Regions from separate parts of the Homo sapiens genome. Here region 2 is linked to region 1. A link is a loop called in an ENCODE intact Hi-C map of the cell type or tissue named here. Cell type or tissue: HCT116. All regions are shown on one strand. Each heading gives the region's core, and the rest is flanking DNA. Links, peaks and the distances in the headings are about the cores only.

Evidence for each region. Hi-C counts contacts between places; a loop is a spot of excess contacts. Peaks named below come from ENCODE experiments on the same cell type or tissue, not always from the same donor. Only the 100,000 strongest peaks of a DNase experiment are listed, where the experiment ranks them.
Region 2: a loop joins it to region 1, with 2.5 times the contacts of the local background. A loop is called at or near these places in 7 of 110 quality-filtered maps.

Annotation. Positions count from the first base shown.
Region 1 is chr16:77,234,045-77,238,441 of GRCh38, forward strand. No RefSeq gene overlaps it. Among named protein-coding and RNA genes, the nearest start is that of SYCE1L, 37 kb to the left of the region's middle. In HCT116, for the core only: CTCF peaks have their summits at 2,166 (motif pointing right) and 2,371; a DNase peak (open chromatin) is centred at 2,179; H3K4me3 peaks cover 357 bases.
Region 2 is chr16:77,404,527-77,408,923 of GRCh38, forward strand. The region is part of intron 3 of ADAMTS18 (ADAM metallopeptidase with thrombospondin type 1 motif 18); the gene reads right to left. Among named protein-coding and RNA genes, the nearest start is that of ADAMTS18, 28 kb to the right of the region's middle. In HCT116, for the core only: a CTCF peak has its summit at 2,330 (motif pointing right); a DNase peak (open chromatin) is centred at 2,315; H3K27me3 peaks cover 484 bases.

The DNA of each region.
Region 1 (4,397 bases), core at 231-4,230:
GAGGTTAGGCATTTTAAGTCACAGGATGAGATTAGGAGGTCAAACATCACAAACACCTTCCTGATAAAACAGCTTGCAGTAAAGAAGCTGGCCACACCCACCAAAACCAAGATGACAATGAAAGTGACCTCTGGTCGTCCTCACTGCTCATTATACATTAATTACAATGCATTGCCATACTAAAACACACTCCTACCAATGCCATCACAGTTTACAAATGCTATGGCAATGTCAGGGAGTTACCTTATATGGACTAAAAACGGGAGGAAACCTCAGTTCTGGGAATTGCCTACACCTTACCCAAAAAACTCATGAATAATCCACCCCATGTTTAGCATGTAATCAAGAAGTAACACTAAGTCTGAGCAGCTGAGCGGCCCAAGCCGCTGCTCTGCCTATGGAGTAGCCGTTCTTTATTCCTTTACTTTCCTGATAAACTTGCTTTCGCTTTATGGATTCACCTCTAATTCTTTCCCGCGGGAGACTCAAGAACCCTCTCTTGGGTCTGGATCAGGACCCCTCTCCGGTAACAGTTGGAGCATATAATTACCACCCACCTGTCAAAATGTGGGCCACCCGAAAATAAGTTAGTTATAAAAATTAAAGCTGATATGGTTTGGATTTGTATTCCCACCCAAATCTCCAATGTCGAATTGGGGGAGGGGCCTGGTGGGAGGTGATTGGATCTTGCACGTCAGCGTCCCCCTTGCTGTTCTCACGATACTGAGTTCTCAGGAGATCTAATCCTTTAAACGTGTGTGGCACCTCCCCCTTCTTACTCACTCTCCTGCTCTGCCCTGGTAAGACGCCCCAGTAAGACGATGCTTGCTTCCCCTTCGCCTTCTGCCATGATTTTAAGTTTCCTGAAGCCTCTCAGCCATGCTTCCAGTTAAGCCTGCGGAACTGTGAGTCAGTGAAACCTCTTTTTTTCATAAGTTACCCCGTCTCAGATAGTTCCTTGTAACAATGGGAGAACGGACTATACAAAGAGTGCAGCTTTTTTCACACCTGTGTGGACTGAGATTAATACTGTCTACATATACATGGCAGGTGTCTTCATTTTAACCTAGGAGGATGTTTGAGGAATGATTTACACAGGTTTCCCTTGGGAAGACAGGATGAGGAGACATTTTCTTCATTTCATGCCATTTCCTTTAAATTAATACATGTTAAGCCTTTAAATAATTTTTTTAAAGCCAAAAGGAGAGGATTATGAGCTGCTTTTTGTTTTTAGTATTTATGTGTTTAATTTGTTCTATAAGTACACACAAAGCCAAGTGAAAAGGTTCCAATAGAGGTTTGGGTGTGAGGCTTTAAGTGGCTTCTATTTTGCAAGGTTTCTATGAGGTTAAACAGTAAATATAACAGTATATATTGCTTTAGAATACATATTTGTTTCCATGCATAAATAACATGGAAAAATTACTTTCTGGTAAAGTTGCTTAATTCCTACCACTGACAACAACATCTTCACATAATTTGCTTCAGAATCATGTAGGGGCCTCAAAGACCAGAAAGAAAACAAGCAGCACAGGGTGGTTTGTAAAGTGCAGCAGGGTGGGTACCGTGGCTCATGCCTGTAATCCCAGCAGTTTTGGAGGCTGATGCAGGAGAATCCTTTGAGGCCAGGAGTTTTAGACCAGCCTGGGCGACACAGTGAGACCCTCACCCCCACCACCTCTGCAAAATATATTTTTAAAATTAGCTGGGCGTGGTGGGTGCACCTGTGGTTCCCGCTATTCAAGAGGTTGAGGCATCAGGATCACTTGAGTCCAGGGAGGTCCAGGCTGCAGTGAGCTGTGATTGTGCCACTGCACTCAAGCCTGCGTGACAGAGCAAGACCCTGTCTCAAAAAAACAAAATCGCAAAACAACAACAAAAAAACCCAACCACCCCCTCGCCAAACATACAAAAGTGCAGTGGTAAAGATTTGTGTAGGGGAAGGCGGGCCCAGAGGATGTTTTGAAGTCATCAGGGGCTCTGCTGGCAGCCAACTAGTCTTTCCTGTGTGTTTTCATGCCTTCCAAAAGTGGACCCTGGGAATTCGGGCGAAAGTGGCCCAGTCCTTGTGGCTCCTAGCCTAGAACGCTGAATAGTCTGGAGATTTGCTGAAAGCGACTCTCACCAGGAGATGGCAGCGTCGGCTCAGAGATGCTCCAAGCGGTCCCAACCGCCTTGTGACGCCATGCAATATGTTCAGGGCACACCAGAGGGCGCTACGGCTTCGCGGCTGGGCACTGAGCCGGGCTGGCTCCGAGGCTTTCTTTGCGGAGCCTCCTGTCTCTGCTCCCCGACCCACATGTGCACCTACTAACCAAGAGCGCCCTGTTACTGTCCACGTAGGTGTGACTGCTCTGCGTAGACACACACCGCCCCCAAGCTGAGGCAAGGCCACTGAGCCACCAATTCCAAGCAAGGTTCAGAAGGAGCTGCCATCTTTTTAGCACCTCTTTTAGACTTAAGCCACCGAGGGGGAAAAAGCAAAGAACTAGGACGAGTTGCATGCATGCTTCAGTATACTCAGCACAGATGCGCACACTAAAAGATCATATCTATCCACATAGATGTGTAGTTTAACATAAGAAAGTAACTTTATCCTTTACCCCGCCCGCTTAATACTCTAGGTGATTGATTTACAGGGTGGTAGAAAAGAGATGCAATCCCAAATTTGTCTAATTCTAAATCATCCCTTCTTGTTAAAGCCTTCACTCCCCCCTGCAACGCTGGAACAAGAGAAAATTCATTCGAAAATTAAATTCAGTGTCACTTGTAATTTATTTTTTTTTATGGGGTCTTGCTCTGTTGCCCAAGCAGGAGGGTAGTGGCACGATTTTGGTTCACTGCAGTCTCGACCTCCTGGGTTCAAGTGATCCTCCTCCCTCAACCCCCAAGTAGCTGGGACCACAGGCACACACCACCATGCCCCGCTAATTTATTTATTTTTATTTTTATTTTTTGTAGAGACAGAACCTCACCATGTTGCCCAGGCTGGTCTCAAACTCCTGGGCTTAAGTGATCCGCCTGCCTCGCCCTCCCAAAGTGTTGGAATTACAGGCGTGAGCCACTGTGCCTGGCCTTTTTTTTTAATTTTCCAAACAGATCACTATTGCACTAAATAATTTTACCAACTGCTAAATAGAAGCTTTTCTACCAAAAGCAAGTTCTGGTTAAGTGAAATATAATATGGAATTCTGGCCTCGTGTAGAGTCTCAGGAGCATCGCATATTACAGTCTTTTGTAATCACAATAGCACCTAGAAAGTCCAATTACCATATACATTCTAAAGCAAGGCTAAGGCCTCACAGCTTGTAATCCCAGCATTTTAGGAGGCCGAGGCAAGTGGATCGCTTCAGGCCAGGAGTTTGAGACCAGCCTGGGCAACATAGGGAGACCTTGTCTCTACGAAAATTAAAAAATTAGCTGAGTGTGGTGGTACACGACTGTAGTCCCAGTTATTCGGGAGGCAAAAGCTGGGGAGAAAGGATCACTCGGGCCCAGGAGGTTGAGGCTGCAGTGAGACAAGACCCTGTCGCTGAACTCTAGCCTGGGCAACAGGGTGAGACTCTCTCTCAAAAGGAAAATAAAATAGAACAAGAGTAGATGAAACATGCTGTGCTTGTTCCCTAAAATGTTAATAAGTAAAACAAAGTGCATGTTGTCAGGTCGAGGTGAGATGTGAATGAGTGCTGACCCAGGAGTCTTTTTCACACAGATGACTGCTGGCTGCAAGGCCTTTATAATCAGCAAAACAAAGCTATCTGGTAAATCAACATGAGCTGAAAGTGACATTAACAAAAGAAAAAAGATTGAAGCCATGAATGTAACAATTTTTCTCTAACCTGCCTTGGTCAGACCACTCTTGGTGGTGCTGAGCTTTTGATGCTACACTTTGAAGGTGTTTTGAGTGACTGAAAAATTGTCAGGAGAAGGCTCTGGATGGTCAAGTACTACCCCAGGCCAGATGTTCCCAGGGCCCTCAGCTGTTTTTTATACTGTAGGCTGAAGAAGAGATGACTTACAGAGAGCATTGCACCTGTATTCAAATACGCACATACTCGGGGGAGGTTTGAAGGGCTCTTAGTGATCAGATGTAGACCTATGAACAGAAGATAGACACAGAGGTGGAGCATATATCCTTTAAGGAGAAACATTGTCACACACAGCATGATCCTGTAGTGAAACGGGTAGCCTGGTTAAGGGATCAGTAAACACGTGAAGGACTCATGAGATATTAACACATAAGAAGGAAATTCTTTCCACGGATGGTACGTGCTAAAGTAGATGCTGGGAGTATGACAGTGACCGAGGCAGGCTCTGTCCTTGCCTTCCCAGGGCTTCGGACTGATGGGAAAAACAGGCATTACAAGCATGGGTGCGTGAAATGTAGTATAACTGCG
Region 2 (4,397 bases), core at 233-4,232, 170 kb after region 1:
ATGTCATCTAAGAATCAACACTGGAAATAAGAGCAAACATAATTTGACTCTCAAATACATAGTAGATGGAGTAGTTAACAGTGCTGGACTGTTTTGTCTGTTCTGTTTGTGTAATGAAAGGATATAACTTCCCTAAACCCAAACCACGTCATTCTGTCCATCTTGTTTTCTAATGTATTTCTCACAGAGTGCACTCTGTGATCCTTTGCGTCTAAGGTGACTGATTCTATGCTAGGCTCTGAAGCTGCAAAGATGAGAATAATCACTCTCTATCCTCAAGAAGTTCCTTATCTACTAGGAAGATGGCCAAGTAAACTGGTAACTGCAGTGCAGCATGATGACAAAGATAAGCCCCAAGAGCTCAAAGCATGAATCCTTAACACAGTCTGGGAGTATCACAGAAGAATTTTTGCTGAAAAGGATGTTTGAACAGTGTCTTAATTAACAAGGCCAGAGCCCCCAGAGCGGGGGAATGTTTTTAGCACTGCTGTTAATTACCTTAGCCACTGGTGAGGAAAAAATTCAGAGTGATTTTGGGCAGATCAGCTCTGACTAAAGGTGACATTAAAATCCAGACAAAGGGAGCATTTGTCTTGAAGCAGCACTTGGCCACCCCTGGGCTGGGACTGGGAGAGAAAATGTGGACTCCTCAGACACATGTTGACAGCTAAGTGGATCCAAATTCATGTCCAGACAGGGAGCTCATGGTCAACTGCATTCAAAATTTTTCAATCCTGAATGAAAATCAAACTGAAACAGCAGAATCCTTTTCAATACCTCGAGCACCTTTCCATCCCACTTGGGAGAACAGCTTGCAATGTCCAATCCTGCATCCAATTCAGCTCTCATTTTGATCATCAATAGGACAGATTTATTGTAATGCTTTGAATGAGCAGATGGCCTGTAGTCAAGTTTCAACTCAATTTGATGTTGAGGACATAAACCTTAGGAAATGATCCCTTCCTGTGTGTTCTTAATTTCAACTTTTCCTAAGTGAGAAAGCAGTATTAAGCCTACAAAAGTTATTCCTCTGCTTTAATAGATGGGAGATCTTGAGTGATTAACCTCTTGTATTGTCTGCCAGGACTTTCCTAACAAAATACCATACACCATGTGGCTTATACAACAGAAAGTTATTTTCTTACAGTTCTGGAGGCTAAAAAGTCTAATATCGAAGCTCTGGCCACTATGGTTCCTGATGAGGGCTGACTTCCTAGGTTACAGATGGTCACCTTTTCACTGTTTCCTCACATGGTAGAGAAGGAGATCTCTGGTATCTCTCCCTCTTCTTATAAAGACACACTGGTCCTATCAGATTAGAGCCCCTTCTTTATGACCTCATTTAACCTTCACTACACTCTCACAGATCCTACTTCCAAATATATCAGGGTTGGAAGATGAGAAAGTGACGATCTAATAATCTATGTAAGAAAATGAAAGAAATATTAAACCCAAAGCAAGCAGTAGAAAAAAAATCCACATTTTTCAATTCACTTTATGAAGGTAGTCTAACTTTGATACCCAAACCTGACAAGGGTACAACAGTAAAATTACAGACCAAATTTTCTCACAAACATACAGATGTGAAATCTTAAAAATTTACAAATGAAATCTAGCAATGACTAAAAGTGACACTACATCATAACCAAGTAAGTTTTATACCAGAAAGCCAAAGCTGGCTTAACATTTGGAAAACCAATCCATTTACTGAGGAAAAAAAGAGAAAAATCATATGGTCAAAATAGATGCTGAAAATATAATGTATAGGTATAAATTATTAGAGAATTACAAATAAAAGGTGTTATCATCAATCTGATAGAGGGTATCTCAAAAGAAACCCACAGTTAACATCATGTATAATAGTGAAATAAAATCTTGCCCTCCAAGATCACGATTGAAACAAAGATGCTTGCTTTTATCACTTGTAATTATCACCACACTTGAGGTCCTTGACACTACAATAAACAATAAATAAATAAACAAATAAATCCATGAAGATTGGGGGAAGGGGAGGACTGTCATTATTCATAGGAAACATGATTGTATATTAAGAAAACTGAAAAGAATTTATAACATTACCAGGTATATACCCAAAGGAAAATAAATCATTCTACCAAAAAGACACACGCACTCATATGTTCATCACGGCACTATACACAATAGCAAAGACGCAGAATCAACCTAAAAGCCCATCAATAGTGAACTGGACAAATAAAATTTTGTACATACACACACAGCCATAAAAAAGAATATCATTTTTTTTGCAGCAACATGAATGCAACTGGACACCATTATCCTAAGCAAATTAACAAAGAAACAGAAAGCCAAATACTGCATGTTCTCACAAGGGGGAGCTAAACATTGGGTATATATGGATATAAAGTAGGAAAATTAGACACTGGGGATTACTAGAAGGGAGAGGAAGGGAGAAGAGAAAGGGCTGAAAAACTACCTATTGGGTACTCTGCTCACTACCTGGGTGACAGGATTATTCATACCCCAGACCTCAACATCATGCAAAACACTCATGTAACAAACCTGCACATATATACCTCCTGAATCTAAATAAAAATTGAAGAGAAAGGAATTTATAAGTAAACTTCTACAATTGATAAGTGAGAGTGTTCTTAATAAGAGTCTATATACAAAAATCAACTTTATTTATACCTATCTGTAGCAGAAAATTAGAAAATAAATACAATTATTCCATTTTAAATAGCATAAAAATATCAAACAGGCACGAATAACAATCTAAGAATGAGCAAGATCTCTATAATGAAAACTACAAAACACCACTGAAAAGAATTTAAGACTTAACCAAATTAGATGTACCATGTTCATAGACGGAAAAGCAATAACATAAATATTAGCCTGTAAATTCAATGCAGTCCAAATAAATACCCCAGCAGAATTTTGGTAGAAATTGGCAAACTAACGCTAAAATGCAAAGAACACAATATAGTCACGACAATCCAAAAGTACAAAGATGAGGGACTTATACTCCTAAATACGTGTAAGACATGTTACAAAGCTACCATAATTAATAAGGTGTGGTATTAGAATAAAGACTTTTTTAAAAAGTGAAATAAAATACAGAACTCAGAAACAAACCAACACATACACAATCACCTATGACAAGTATCAGCTAGCAATGTAGTGTGCCTGTAGTGTCTTTCTGATAAAATGCTGTATCAGGTGAATTTCCAATTGGGAGAAAATGGTAGCTAGACCTGCATTTCCTATCATCCAAAAACTCAATTCCAAGCAGATTATAAACTAAATGTAAAGGCAAATAAATATAACTTATAGAATTTTACATTGGAAAATATTTTCATGATCTTGGATGTAAGAAAGCATTTTAATACAGGAAGCCAGAGACTGATAAATTGCGAGAAATTAAAATTTAAAAAGTGATTCATTATTAAAAAGCCATTAAAAGGATAAAAAGGCATACCAGGATGTACAAGAAAATACTATTATCCAAAGAGATGCCATACCCAGAAAAATCTAATAGAAAAATGGCAAAAAACTTAGGGAGATATTTGACAAAAGAGGATATCTAAATGTCCAGTAAATGTGAAAAATTTGCTCAACTTCTTTAGTCATCAGAGAGACACAGATTTACTATATGATATACCAAGCATACTCTAGATTAAACTTTAAAAACACAAAAATACCAAGTACTGGCAAAGATGAGGAACATGTGGAACTTGTGTGGAGAGTTTGTGGGAATGTAAATTGGTAGAACCACTTCAGAAAACTGACATTTTCTACCGAAGCTGAATTTGCACATGCTAGATGACCGAGAAATTCCATTTCTAGATAAATATAGCCAACAGAAATGAGTACATTTGAACCATAAGACCTGCAAAAAGAATAGTCACAACAGCATTATTTGTAATATCCCCAAACCAGAAACAACCCAAATGTCTGTCAACAAAAAAATAGATAAATAGTGGTTTATTCATGAGGTGAGATACTTTGAAGAAACGAGAATAAACTACAGCTACATATAACAATATGGATGGATATTATGAACATACTGTTGAGCAAAAGAAACTCGACAAATTAGAGAATTAGAGCACTCTATTGATTGCATGTATACAAAGTTCAAAAAAAGGCAAAACTAACCTTCAGTGACAGAAGTCATGGTAGCAATTATGTCTGTGGAGTGAGACAATTTGGAACTGAGAGAAGGTATGAGTGAAGGCTTTTGCAATGATGGTGACATGATATATTTTCATCTGGTTGGTGGTTAGAGGAGTGTGGCCACTTTCTGAAAATCAATTAGCTGTATACAACAGTTCCTCCTTAACCACATTTCACTCTCCATGGTTTCAGTTACTCAAAGTCAACCACAGTCTTAAAATAGATGAGTAATTATAAGATACATTGAG